Linked DNA regions of Homo sapiens: region 1 is linked to region 2. Evidence: chromatin contacts called from ENCODE Hi-C or POLR2A ChIA-PET data. All regions are on one chromosome and are shown on one strand. The core of a region is the stretch at or near the end of the contact, and the rest is flanking DNA. Distances in the headings are between cores, read along the strand shown. Region 1 overlaps GRB10 (growth factor receptor bound protein 10). Region 2 overlaps COBL (cordon-bleu WH2 repeat protein).

Region 1 (6,118 bases), core at 1,451-3,950, 490 kb after region 2:
TGCTCATGTGAATCTTCTTTTGTTCTTAGGTAAACTTGCTAGCTATCAATTTTATTTATCCTTTCAAAGAACCAACTTTTGATTTCATTGATCCTTTGTGGGTTTTTTTGTTTTGTTTTGTTTTTTGGGGTCTCAATAACACTTAGTTCTGCTCTGATCTTTATTTCATTTCTTCTGCTAGCTTTGGGTTTTGTTCTTGTTTTTTTAGTTCCTTGAGGTGTGACATTGGGTTGTTAATTTGAGAACTTTCTGTCTTTTTGATATAGACATTTAACACTATAAAACTTATTTCTTAGCACTGCTTTTGCTGTATTCCAGAGGTGTTGATATGTTGTGTCTCTATTTTCATTAAAAAAATTTCTTTTTCTGCCTTAAGTTCATTGTTTACCCAAAAGTCATTCAGGAGCACGTTTTTTAGTTTCCACGTATTTGTACAGTTTTGAGAGTTCCTTATGGTATTGATTTTTAATTTTATTACACTGTGGTCCAAGAAGATACTTGATATGGTTTTGATTTTTTAAAAAATTTATTGAAATGTGCTTTATGGCAAAGCATCTGGTCAATTTTGTTTGATGTGCAGATGAGAAAAATGTATATTCTGCAGGTGCTGGGTAGCATGTTCTATAAATGTTTATTATTTCCATTTGATCAGGTCTAGCTTAAGTTCAGAGTTTCTTTGTTGACTTTCTGCCTCAGTTACCTGTCTACTGTTGTCAGTGGGGTGTTGTAGCCCCCCACTATTATGGTATTGCTGTCATTCTCTTCTTTTAGGTGTAGTTGTATTTGTTTTATGAATGTGGGTGCTTTGGTGCTTGCACACGTATTTCCAAAATTTATGTCCTCTTGTATTGAATGCATTCTTATGATATAATGCCCTTCATTGTCTCTTTTTCTAAAACTGTTGTTAGCTTAAAGTCTGTTTTATCTGATATAAGAATGGCTACTCCTGCTCACATTTGTTTTCCATTGCATGATATATATTTTTCCACCCATTTACTTTGAGTCTGTAGGTGTCTTTAGCCGTTAGGTGGGTCTCTTGTAGGCAGCAGATGGCTGGGTCTTGTTTTTTTATCCAGTTTGCCAGTCCATGTCTTTTAAATGGAACATTTAGGCCATTTATGTTCAACATTAATATTGGTATTTGAAGTGTTATTCCTGTCATAGTGTTGTTAGCTGGTTTATTTGTAGTCTCAGTTGTGTAATTGCTTTATACAGTGAGCTTTGTCTACTTATGTATGCTGTTATGATGGTGAGTATCATCCTTTTGTTTCCATTTTTATAACTCCTTTGAGAATTTTTTTGTAGGATTTGTCTAGTAGTGGCAAATTCCCTCAGCATTGGCTTATCTGGGAAAGGCTTTATTTCTCCTTCATTTTTGAAGCTTAGTTTGGCAGAATATAAAATTCTTGACTTACGTTTCTTTTTTCTTAAAGGAGGCTAAAAATAGACCCCCAGTCTCTTCTGACTTGTAAGGTTTCTGCTGAGAAGTCCACTGTTAGTCTAATGGGATTTCCATTATAGGTGATTTGACACTTCTATCTAACTGCTTTTGAAATTTGTTCTTTCATGTTGACCTTGAATTAATCTGATGACCATTCTTTGGTGAATGTGCATCTTCTGTAGTATCTCTAATGGGTTCTCTGAATTTCTTGTATCTGCATATCTACATCTCTAGCAAGTTTGGGGAAATTTTCCTGAATTATTTCCCTTAAATATGTTTCCAAACTTATTTTTTTTCTTCTCCCTCAGGAATACCTATAAGTCCTAGGTTTAAATAATCTTACATTTCTCAAAGGCTTTATTCTTTTTTAAAAAATTGTTGTTTCTTCTTATCTGGGCTAATTCAAAAGACTAGTCTTCAAGCTCTGAAATTCTTCTGCTTGGTCTACTCTATTGTTGAAGCTTTCAACTGTTTTTTGAAATTCCTTTAGTGAACTTTTCATTTCCAAAAGTTGTTGTTGTTGTTTTGTTTGTTTTTAATATATCTATCTCATCTTTCATCTCCAGAATTACTCTTCTGGTTTTTTTGTGTTGGTTTTCAACTTTCTCTTGGCTCTCATTGAGCTTCCTTACACTTCATATCTTGAATTCTTTATCTGTCATTTCAAAGTTTTCATTGTGGTTAGGAGCCATTGCTAGAGGGCTAATGTGGATGTCACAACATTGTTTCTTCATGGAGCTGGAGTTCTTGTGTTGGTTTCTTCTCATCTGTAGAAGCGGTCACTACTTATTTTTGAATTTACTTTCATTTGCTTGGTATTTTTTCTTCCCTCCCCCACCTTGAGGATGTGACTGTTCTGTATGTTGGTTAAGTTCCTTTGTCTTGGCTTCTCTGTAGTTTTAGGGGGCCAAGGCTTTTATGAATTACTTGGTTATAGATAGCTTTAGTGTAGTGGTTTTCTCAAATGCTAGTTGTTTGTAGGTTGTAGTAACAGTGTGCTGGACCAGTGGTCAGACTCACTGTCTCCTACAGAGAAATGGGGAGGTGGAGGTTTCAGGAGGCTTATCTCATCCCCCACCGCTGTATACTGTCAGCAGGAATTACTTTGAGTTATGCAGTTCACCCTACAGGCCAGTAGGTGGCGCTTGCAGTTGAGAGGCAGTTGCAATAATAGCAGTGGAATTTTTGGCCTTTGTTGATGTGGGGAAATACCAGGGTTTCCCTGGCCATGGGCGGGATTCCCAGGGATCCCGTCCTGCACTCTGCCACCACCCTGGCTGGGGGCGGCAGAGCTGGGTATGGCTGGGTCTGGCAAGCCCGTGACCAGGCTCTCCAGGGCAGGTACAAGCACCAACCTTGGCGGGGGTCTAGGGACACCTCTCAGGCCACTGGGACAACCCTCTAGTGTGCAGCACAGTTGCCTTTCCTGCGCAACAGAGTCTCTTCAGTAGGAGGAGCAACTGGGATGCTTAGCCCAGCAGGTAGCCCTGGAGACTGCCAGCTCACACTCCCCCAACCCTGTGGTTCTCCCTCCAGCATCCAGCCCTAGCAACTGGCCCAACCAGCTAGGCTTCTCCCAAGTCATCCGCACTGCCCTGAGCTCCTGGTACTCAGGACCTCAGGACTCCCTGCAACGGAAACCAAGGCTATCAGGCCACACCCTTCTGGGTCTGGTCTCACTAAGGGTGGGGCACCCGGCTCCCATGCCACCCCTTGAACCTGCGCCACACTCTTTGCTGTGTTCAGACAGTGGGGGCTCCTCCAGTATTTGAAATCAGGCCACAAGTCTCATCTCCATAGCCCTGGGCAGTGTGCTGCGTCCTGGGGAGCTGAGACCAGGCCTCAGGGTCAAGCCTCAGCTGTGGTGGGGGACACTGAACTGCTCCCAGGCTAACAACAAAACACTTCAGGTGGGACAATGCAGGCTATTAAGCACATTTTTTTTAAGTAGGTTTGAGTCACTATAATTGAACAGGATTATTATGCGTGTTCTCTTTATGGTGAGTAGAGCCATATAATCATGTGTAGTGCTTCAGTTATCCCTTATATCAAGAAATAATATCATTAATTTAAAACAGAACTAAAAATAATGGCAGAATTACATTCCTTTTTGGTGAGATTAATTTAGCCTACCCTGGTTGGTTATGCCCTAGTCTGAAGTAAATGTAATTTACCCCAAACCTCCAGGCTTCAGGGTCTGCCCAATTTGAGGCCTTCAGGGCCACATGGAATCAAAAGCCTTTTTGTGTGAAGCCTTGGAGCCCACCTGGTACACGCTGGGTAGTGGGTTGCAGTGGAGAAGAAAGGCAAGCAGAGCCAGGGCGGGGAGCCCTGGTTAGATCCTGGCTCCAGTACTTTCCACCTCTGTGACATCGGGCAAGCTTTCTGCCTTCCAGAAATAGCTCCACCTCCTGTCAAAGGGGCAGAGACATGTGCGTGGAGTTAAGGCTTCCTTTGCCTTCCTGGCACAGCAGTCTTCCTGCTTTCTCCTCAAGGCCCCTCGGAGGCCAGGTAGGGTAGGGTAGGTCACCCAGAACAGGATTTCATCCACATGCACAACCTCATATCACGTCTTCGGGACCTTTTGCCTGCTTTGATAATTTCTCTTACCCTGTGAATGCCTCCACTTGGCCCTGTGATTACAACCTGGCTTCTCCAAAACATTTACCACGAGTATTTACCAGAGTTACTAAAAACTCCATTTTACATTACATCCTAAAAGAGCTTTTGAACTAAAAAGTATGCTAGATCATAATTAAGCACTGGGATGAAACTGGTCGCAAGAGCTGCTGGCCCAGAAGCCCTCAGATGTCTCGGTTTCTGTGTGAAGGTCTCAGGGTAGGTGTGGATCTCGGGTACTGTGGGTCAGTGTGTGCACCCTGGAGGCTGGGCCGTCTGTCCAGGGACATCTTATGCTGCAGAGGGCTCGAAGAGGACAAAGAGAGTGCCCCATTTGCTATTTTTACAAGGCGATTACTGCTGAGCCTTGAGCAAAGACTCACAGCCAGTCAGGAGGTCTTTTGGATGCAGTCATGAGATTCCCTGAGCCTGTAAGTTATCCAAGAGCAAGGTCTAAGACTGTGGCAGGAAGCAAGAGTGAGGGTCTGTGCTAAGATTGACAGCAAGGAGGGGCCTGAATGACTCCCACACACACAACAACCCCGTGGGGGCCACTGAGACAAAAAACCAGGTGCCCCAGAGTGGAGTTTGGGGCCGTGGAGATATAATGATCTACCTTCAACTCCAATTGTTCTTAAACTTCTTCCTTTAAGTTTGCAAAAAAAATTAAGCTCTTGCTTTTTTGTCTATGCAGTGAATATGTAAAAAGTGACAACAGAAAGTCTGGGAACAGTGGAACCTTCTATTAGCACTTCAGGGCTTTTATAACGGGATTCAGTGCCAAGCCAGCCAGAGGCCTGGGTAGCTTTGCAAACCATTCCTCCCCCAACTAACTCTAAAAAGACAGAGTTTCATGCTGTTGACATAATTATGCCCTCTTTAATATTGCCGTTTTATTTTTAAAAACAATTTGCTATTTAGGGGCTTTTTTGCAGTAGAGAGAAAGAAATTGAGGATTTGAGGGGTGGCTTTTCTGACTGAATTGTTCCTGCTGCATCTTAACTGGTCATGAGGTTTGCTTTCTCAGAACTGAAATCCTGAGTTGGAAGCAGCTTTCAGGGTCCTGCCCCTGCACCCTTCGGTGGTTGTCCACAGGCCTTCAGCTGGAGCCTGCCTTGTTCCCAGATCCACGGTGGATCCAAGCACGTCCCAGGGAGGGCACGTGTCAGGGGCCAGGATCTTTTCAAGAGGGTATCTCATTAATCCATGTCATAGCAACACTATGAGGCTGGTGCTGCTTACAGATTTCCATTTTACAGATGAGGAAACTGAGGCACAGAGAGGCTGGATAGCTCAGCCATGTTCCCACAGCTAGTTACTGATGAAGCATGGTTATGGCCAAGTCTGTTTCTAAGTTCCTCTTTGGAACCACCACCCCAGGCCAAGATAGGTCATAACTAATGTAGAACTTCCATACATTGATTAAGCAGTGTTTTGCTTACATTACTGATTCTCAGAGCAGTTCCCCACAGCTTGGATGAGGAAAGCAAGTCTTAGATTGCTAATTACCTATCCGAGGTCACAAAGCCAGTAGGAGGCTAAGCCGGGATAGAACTCAGATAGAACTTGTGGGTCTCAGCTTCTCACCTTTCCTGGTGTTACCAGATTCTTATATTCCCTAAACAAGTCATACCTTGGAAATTAACTGCCTGTGGTAACAATCTCCGCTCTGAACTGTGAGTTGCTGCGGGACAAGGGCCTTGACCTGCTCGAGAGAACCTTCTAGGCCCACCTCGTGTGAGATGCTTGAACACTGGATGGGCCAGGGAAACCCAGGCCTGCTCCGCAGGAGACCTGAGCCCCCAGCAGTGCTCAGGTGGTTACTAAAGGGGCAGTTGGTGCTGTACAGAATGCTCCTCCTAGAACTGCCAGCTCTAAAAGACTCCGTGGTCAGTGGCTGGCAGTACCCTGTAATAGGAGCCCTCGTACCTCTTGTGTTCCTTACAAACATTCTCATCAGTAGCTCTACGCGTTGACTGGGTGGTTTGAGATGGCTGGTATACACAGGGCTTTCTTGGTGTTCTGTCTCTGGGTCTTAGCTTTGTGTGTGGTTGGAGG
Region 2 (5,703 bases), core at 2,008-4,507:
TTGTAAAACAGAAGACCAAGTCTAAAACATAGTCTGGAGGAGTAGATCATAGTTTGAATTTTTACAAGCATAATTACTGCCTTAACATTTAAGTGAAAGGGTGTGTAAGTTTTCTAGGGCTGCCAAAACCTAAATACCGCCGACTGGGTGGTTTCAACAGAAATTTATTTCTCACAGTCCTGGAGGCTGGAAGTTCAAGACCAAGGTGTCAGCAAGGTTGGTTCCTCCTGAGGCTCCTCCTTGGCTTGCAGACAGCTGTCTTGCTGCCGTGGCCTTGCAGGGCCTTTGTGGTACCTGTGCATCCCAGGTGTCCCTTCCTCTTCTTATAAGTACAGTCATATTGGATTAGAGCCTACCTTAATGACCTCATTTTAATTTAGTTACTTCTTTAGAGGCCCCATCTCCAAATATAGTCACACACTGGGGATTAGGGCTTCAACACACAAATTTTGGTGGGAGAGGCCAGGCACCGTGGCTCACGCCTGTAATCCCAGCACTTTGGGAGCCTGAGGCTGATAGATCACTTAAGGTCAGGAGTTCAAGACCAGCCTGGCCAAATGGGAAAACCTTGTCTCTACTAAAAATACGAAGAAATTAGCTGGATGTGGTGGCATATGCCTGTAATCCCAGCTACTCAGGAAGCTGAGACACGAGAATCACCTGAACAGAGGTTGCAATGAGCTGAGGTCACGCCGCTGCACTCTAGCCTAGGCAATAGAGTGAGACTCTGTCAAAGAAAAAACAAAAATAAAGAAAGAAAGAAAGAAAAAAAATTGGAAACAAATTCAGATCATAACAAAGGAAAATGGGGTTCCTGTCTACAGGCAGAATAGTTTCCATGAGGAACTGAAGGGTGTGTAAGACTCAGCCCTTTGAAGGCACTCAGCACTGAATTGGAGCACTTTATGTCCCCAAAATACAGAGAACGCTTGTCTTTTGGGTAGATTACGACATAGGTGTCCAGGACAGTGGCAGCAGCCGTCGCCATGGGAAGTTCCCACTAGCAACATTAGTTTGTATGGTTCCAGTCTAATTCCCATCCCAGAGAAGCCATCAGTGTTGGAAAGGCCATCTCATTCCAGTTGGGAGCCAGAGATACACTGGGTGAGGGTGTCACTTCCAAATTCTTTCTTGGTAAGTGGCATGCAACTCATGGAAGAAGTCCAAGCAGACAGAAGTTATTCATCTCTGCTGGTCATATTTTAATTGCTAAATCAATTGGAGATTGCTAATCTCCAATTGCTAATGAATTAGATTGCTAATGAAAGGCCATTGTGCCAGACAAATTGCATGTGGAAGTACACTGGCCAGCAGGAAGACAGCAAAGGCACCGTCATCCAGTCGTCGGCCAACTGGTCCCATGATGCAGGTCCCAAGTTAAGCACAATAGCAATTAGAGAGACCCAGCAACAGTTCAGTTCTTCTTGCATCCCAGGCACTCTGCTAGGACTTTTATGCACATCATCTCATATAACTTCATCTTTACAATATCCTTATAAGGCAGGTTCTGTTATCTTCATTTTACCAATGAGGACACTGAGGTTTACAAAGGGAAAGTGAGGTCCCAGGGCTGCTACTACTGCCAGTAAGCAACAGAATATGGGCCTGTCTGATGTCTTTTCTGCATGGAGCCATCATGCATTGATGCTGATTCAATCCAAGAGAGTTGTGTAACACTTGGCAGAGGGGGGTGCAGGGTGACTGTGGCTCTGCAGCCTCTGCCTGGGGTGATGTGGGTGAGGAGGTGGCATGGTGCTGTCACATGGCGTAGCACTGCAATGAGTCACTTCAACATGATCTTGTTAGACATAGAGATTCTGAAATGAAGAAAATGTTTGACTCATTTACTCGTCATTGACAGGGAAGTCATGCATTTGCTGGTTGAGAATCAAAACTCAAAGATTTAAAAACAATTGTATGCATCTTCTTGAAGGAAAAATGTACCCCTGCTCCATCATTCACAGCCTCCTTGAATTTTTCACTGGAGTGTTTTCTTAGCACTGTCTGTTCATGGTGCTCTTTCTCAGCAGCCTGTTCTGCTTGTGCAGAAAGTCCTACTGCAGTTGAAACATCCTGGCAGAAAATGAAAGAATTGGTTCACCTCCACACATGGCCTCTTGTCAAAAAAATTAAGCAAAACTGGCAAGTTAGCGACAAGGGATACAAGGCTCTTGTTCTGTAGAACTCTGTTCCCTTGATGGAACTACTTAGTAAATGGGGTTAACTTCATCAGGCTAGCCAGCTCCAAATATACATAAACTCAAGAAGTCTGGAACCCATGTCAAATTCATGTTAAAAGGCATGAACTGCCAAGCCATTACTGTAGGCATAGCCAAATACATTGTAAATATATCTGTCAGTTTTGCTCAGATACGGATATCTGCCTGTTTTTTGAGATGCTTCCTTTTGTTTTGGCTTTACCCAACTTCCAAAAATCTGTCTGTCTGCTCATACAGTATGTTATGAGACTTTAAAAGTCTTGATAGGGACAACAAATAAAACAAGTAGGATTCTTTCAGGCCTAACTAAACTGTCTTTGAGTCTACATTTTACAAAAATAATTATGTCATTCAATTTTTTTTTTTTTTTTGAGATGGAGTCTCGCTCTGTCGCCCAGGCTGGAGTGCAGTCAGTGGTGCGATCTCAGCCTACTGCAGCCTCCTCCTCCTGGGTTCAAGCGATTCTCCTGCATCAGCCTCCTGAGTCGCTGGGATTATAGCCATGCGCCACCATGCCCTGCTAATTTTTGTGTTTGTAGTAGAGACAGGGTTTTGCCATGTTGCACAGGCTGGTCTCGAACTCCTGACCTCAGGTGATCCACCAACCTCGGCTTCCCAAAGGGCTGGGATTACAGGTGTGAGCCACTGTGCCTGGCCTGACATTTAAATGTTAAATGTGCCAGATGTAAAGCATATCTGCCATTTTAGTAAATTAACAAAACTAGCAAAGAGCTAAATAACTGAATTGATACTAATGCATTTTGTAATAAACAGCCAAGTATAGGTTGTATTTATATTCTACAATGTGGAGACGAAAAAACAACACTTATGATGGTACAAAACAACCTTTCTAAAAATACTGGGGAAATAGAAGTGCTGCAGAGATCATCTCTGGCGTCCAGCTGCCTCCTCCCATCCTGGAGATGGTGAAGATGAGGACAGCATTGTGTTCAGAGGCACAAAGGAAGCCGAGTTCCTGTCCGACACAAACATCCCTGGGAACCTGTGGCACCTCCCACTGCAGAGCCTGTGAAAACAGCCAGGCTGCAAGGATCCTCCTTGGTGGAAATAGCCGGGCAGCTAACGCCAGTGTGCAGAGAAAGGAAGCTGGAGCTATTTTAGTTGCTTAACGTCTACCTTTTGTTTGTGGATCGTTTCCTCTCTGACACTTGTGGCTAAAGAAGCAAGTGTTGTTTGAAGGAGATTAGAGTCTTAAGTATTTTTAACACTCACTAGAGTGTGACATTGTATGGGAGCTCTCTGTGATAAAATCAAAATGAAAGGTGAGCTCGCCACTCTCCTGCACGTTGACAGTTTAGCAACATGGAGGAAGTGGGAAGCTGGCTTTGTGTTAGAGAGTTATGCTGTTCAAATATCCATCATTTAAGTATGCTGTTCTTATCCTTGTACTTCGTCATACTTTGTCACTTTGGTTTTGCCTGTCAGTCACGTCAACAGTCAGTATGTTTTTCACTATGAAGGGAAACTGCTGGAAGAGTGAGTTCATTATTTCTCTCACCTTTACATTTTGCAACTTTATATGTATATTCATGATTCTGTCCAGCCACCTTGATAATCCACAATCAGAAAAGTGGGTTTTCAAATATAAATCAGGATTTTAAATTTGCAGCAGTGTAAAAAGATCCAATTCCTGTCTTTGAGGCACTGTTCAGGATTTGGAAACTGAAGCTGGGTGCAGAGCCTCCTAGGCACCATCTCGTCTTGAACTTACATTCTGAACTCAGCCTTGACTGCTCTGGGTTCATTGTGGTTAACTAACCTTCAGCTTCAAAGACATTTGATTTACTCCTCAACCAAACTTACAAAATTTTAGTATCTGCAAAGCTTTTACTTTTGTGCACCAAAGGACACAGTCAACAGATTAAAAAGGCAACCCGCAGAATGGGAGAAGATATTTGCAAATTATGTATGTGATAAGGGATGTGTTGTATGGAGAACTCCTTCAACTCAACAACAAAAAACAAACAACTCAATTAAAAAATGAGCAAAGGGCTTAAATAGACATTTCTCCAAAGAAAATATACAAGTCAGCAAGCACATGAAAAGATGCTCAGCATCACTAATCGTAAGAGAAATGCAAATCAAAACCACAATGAGATACCATCTCATACCCATTAGGATGGCTGCTATGAGAAAAAACACAAAAGAAAAGATGCGTTGGCGGGGATGTAGAGAAATTGGAACCCTTGTGCATTGTTGGTGGGAGTGTAAAATGGTGCAGCCACTGTGGAAAACAGTATGACAGGTCCTCAGAAAATCCAAAATAGAATTCCCCATAGGATCTAGCAATTTCACTTCCGGGCATATATCCAAAATAATTGAAAGCAGGGCCTCAGACAGATACCTGTACACCCATGTTCATCGCAGCATGATTCATAATAGCTGAAACATGGAGGTAACACAGGTGTCCATCGATGGATGAATAGATAAACTGTGGTTTGTTCATTTGTTTACAATGAAATATTATTCTGTAATAATACAAAAATAAATACTTAAACATTTAAAAGGAAGGAAATTTTGATACATGCATCATCATGGATGTACCTTGAAGACATCATGCTAAGTGAAACAAGCCTGTCACAAAAAGACAAATACACAAATGCCATGTGATTCCACTTAGATGAGGCACTTACAGTAGTCAGATTCATGGAGACAAAAAGTAGGATGATGGTTGCCAGGGCCTGGGGGGTGGGAATTGGGGAGTTATTGTGGGATGGGTAGAGTTTCAGTTTTACAAGATGAAAAGAGTTTTGGAGATTGGTGGCACAACAATGTGAATGTACTTAACACTACTGAACTGTACAATTAAAAGTGGTTAAGATGGTAAATTTTATAGTATGTGTATTTACCATAATTAATGATAAAATTTAAAAAATTATTTAACCACTTCCTTTAAAAGGTATAACCTTAAGTAAGATCTTTTTACTTAAATATGGTAAATATAGTTTCTCCAAATGCCTTACGTGTGTTATATTTTTGAGTAAAATATTTTCAGTGAACCTAAGAAGGTTCACTGATGCCTGAAACATTTTTAGTGGGTAAATTTATTTGACAGTGAAATAACTTATATTTTAGGCCATTTACCCTCCCTCTCCATGTATTTTCTTTCTCCTTTGTATGTTATACCATTTGACAACACTGTTTTGACCCCCTTGTTTGATCCTTGCAAGCTAGAGTTATAAAGGATTCTGTTGTTTTCTATTTTTTCTATACTACCATATTTATTATATTTACTTATTTCAATATATTAAGATTGCCAAACAGGACTGTGGCCAAAAATCTGAAAGCATGTAGCATATCTTTGCTGAGGGAGCCAACAATTAAGAACAGACATCTTGTATTTAATGAGATCTACTGGTTTAGAGGCTGTGTGGTCTGTCTCATCCTTTCACAACTTCTGTACAACTTTGGGCAAGTCACTCAAAAGGACTTGCCAATCAACTTTTCTGAGTTCTATTTCCTT

What was found. Hi-C counts contacts between places; a loop is a spot of excess contacts on that map. ChIA-PET counts read pairs that join two places held with the same protein, here RNA polymerase II (POLR2A). Pooled maps may share reads with other maps.
Region 1: a pooled map shows a loop between it and region 2 (4-fold over the local background). The contact joins two enhancer-like sites. A Hi-C loop is called at or near these places in 3 of 50 pooled maps. POLR2A ChIA-PET finds 5 or more read pairs at or near these places in 2 of 52 experiments (MCF 10A and activated T-cell).

Annotation. Positions count from the first base shown.
Region 1 is chr7:50,629,558-50,635,675 of GRCh38, reverse strand. The region is part of intron 7 of GRB10 (growth factor receptor bound protein 10); the gene reads left to right. Among named protein-coding and RNA genes, the nearest start is that of DDC, 67 kb to the right of the region's middle. Within about 2 kb of position 2,700, at least 3 of the 41 ENCODE cell types and tissues checked have a DNase peak (open chromatin) inside an H3K27ac peak, as active enhancers do.
Region 2 is chr7:51,119,870-51,125,572 of GRCh38, reverse strand. All of the region lies in intron 6 of COBL (cordon-bleu WH2 repeat protein), which reads left to right. Among named protein-coding and RNA genes, the nearest start is that of COBL, 190 kb to the left of the region's middle. Within about 2 kb of position 3,257, at least 9 of the 41 ENCODE cell types and tissues checked have a DNase peak (open chromatin) inside an H3K27ac peak, as active enhancers do.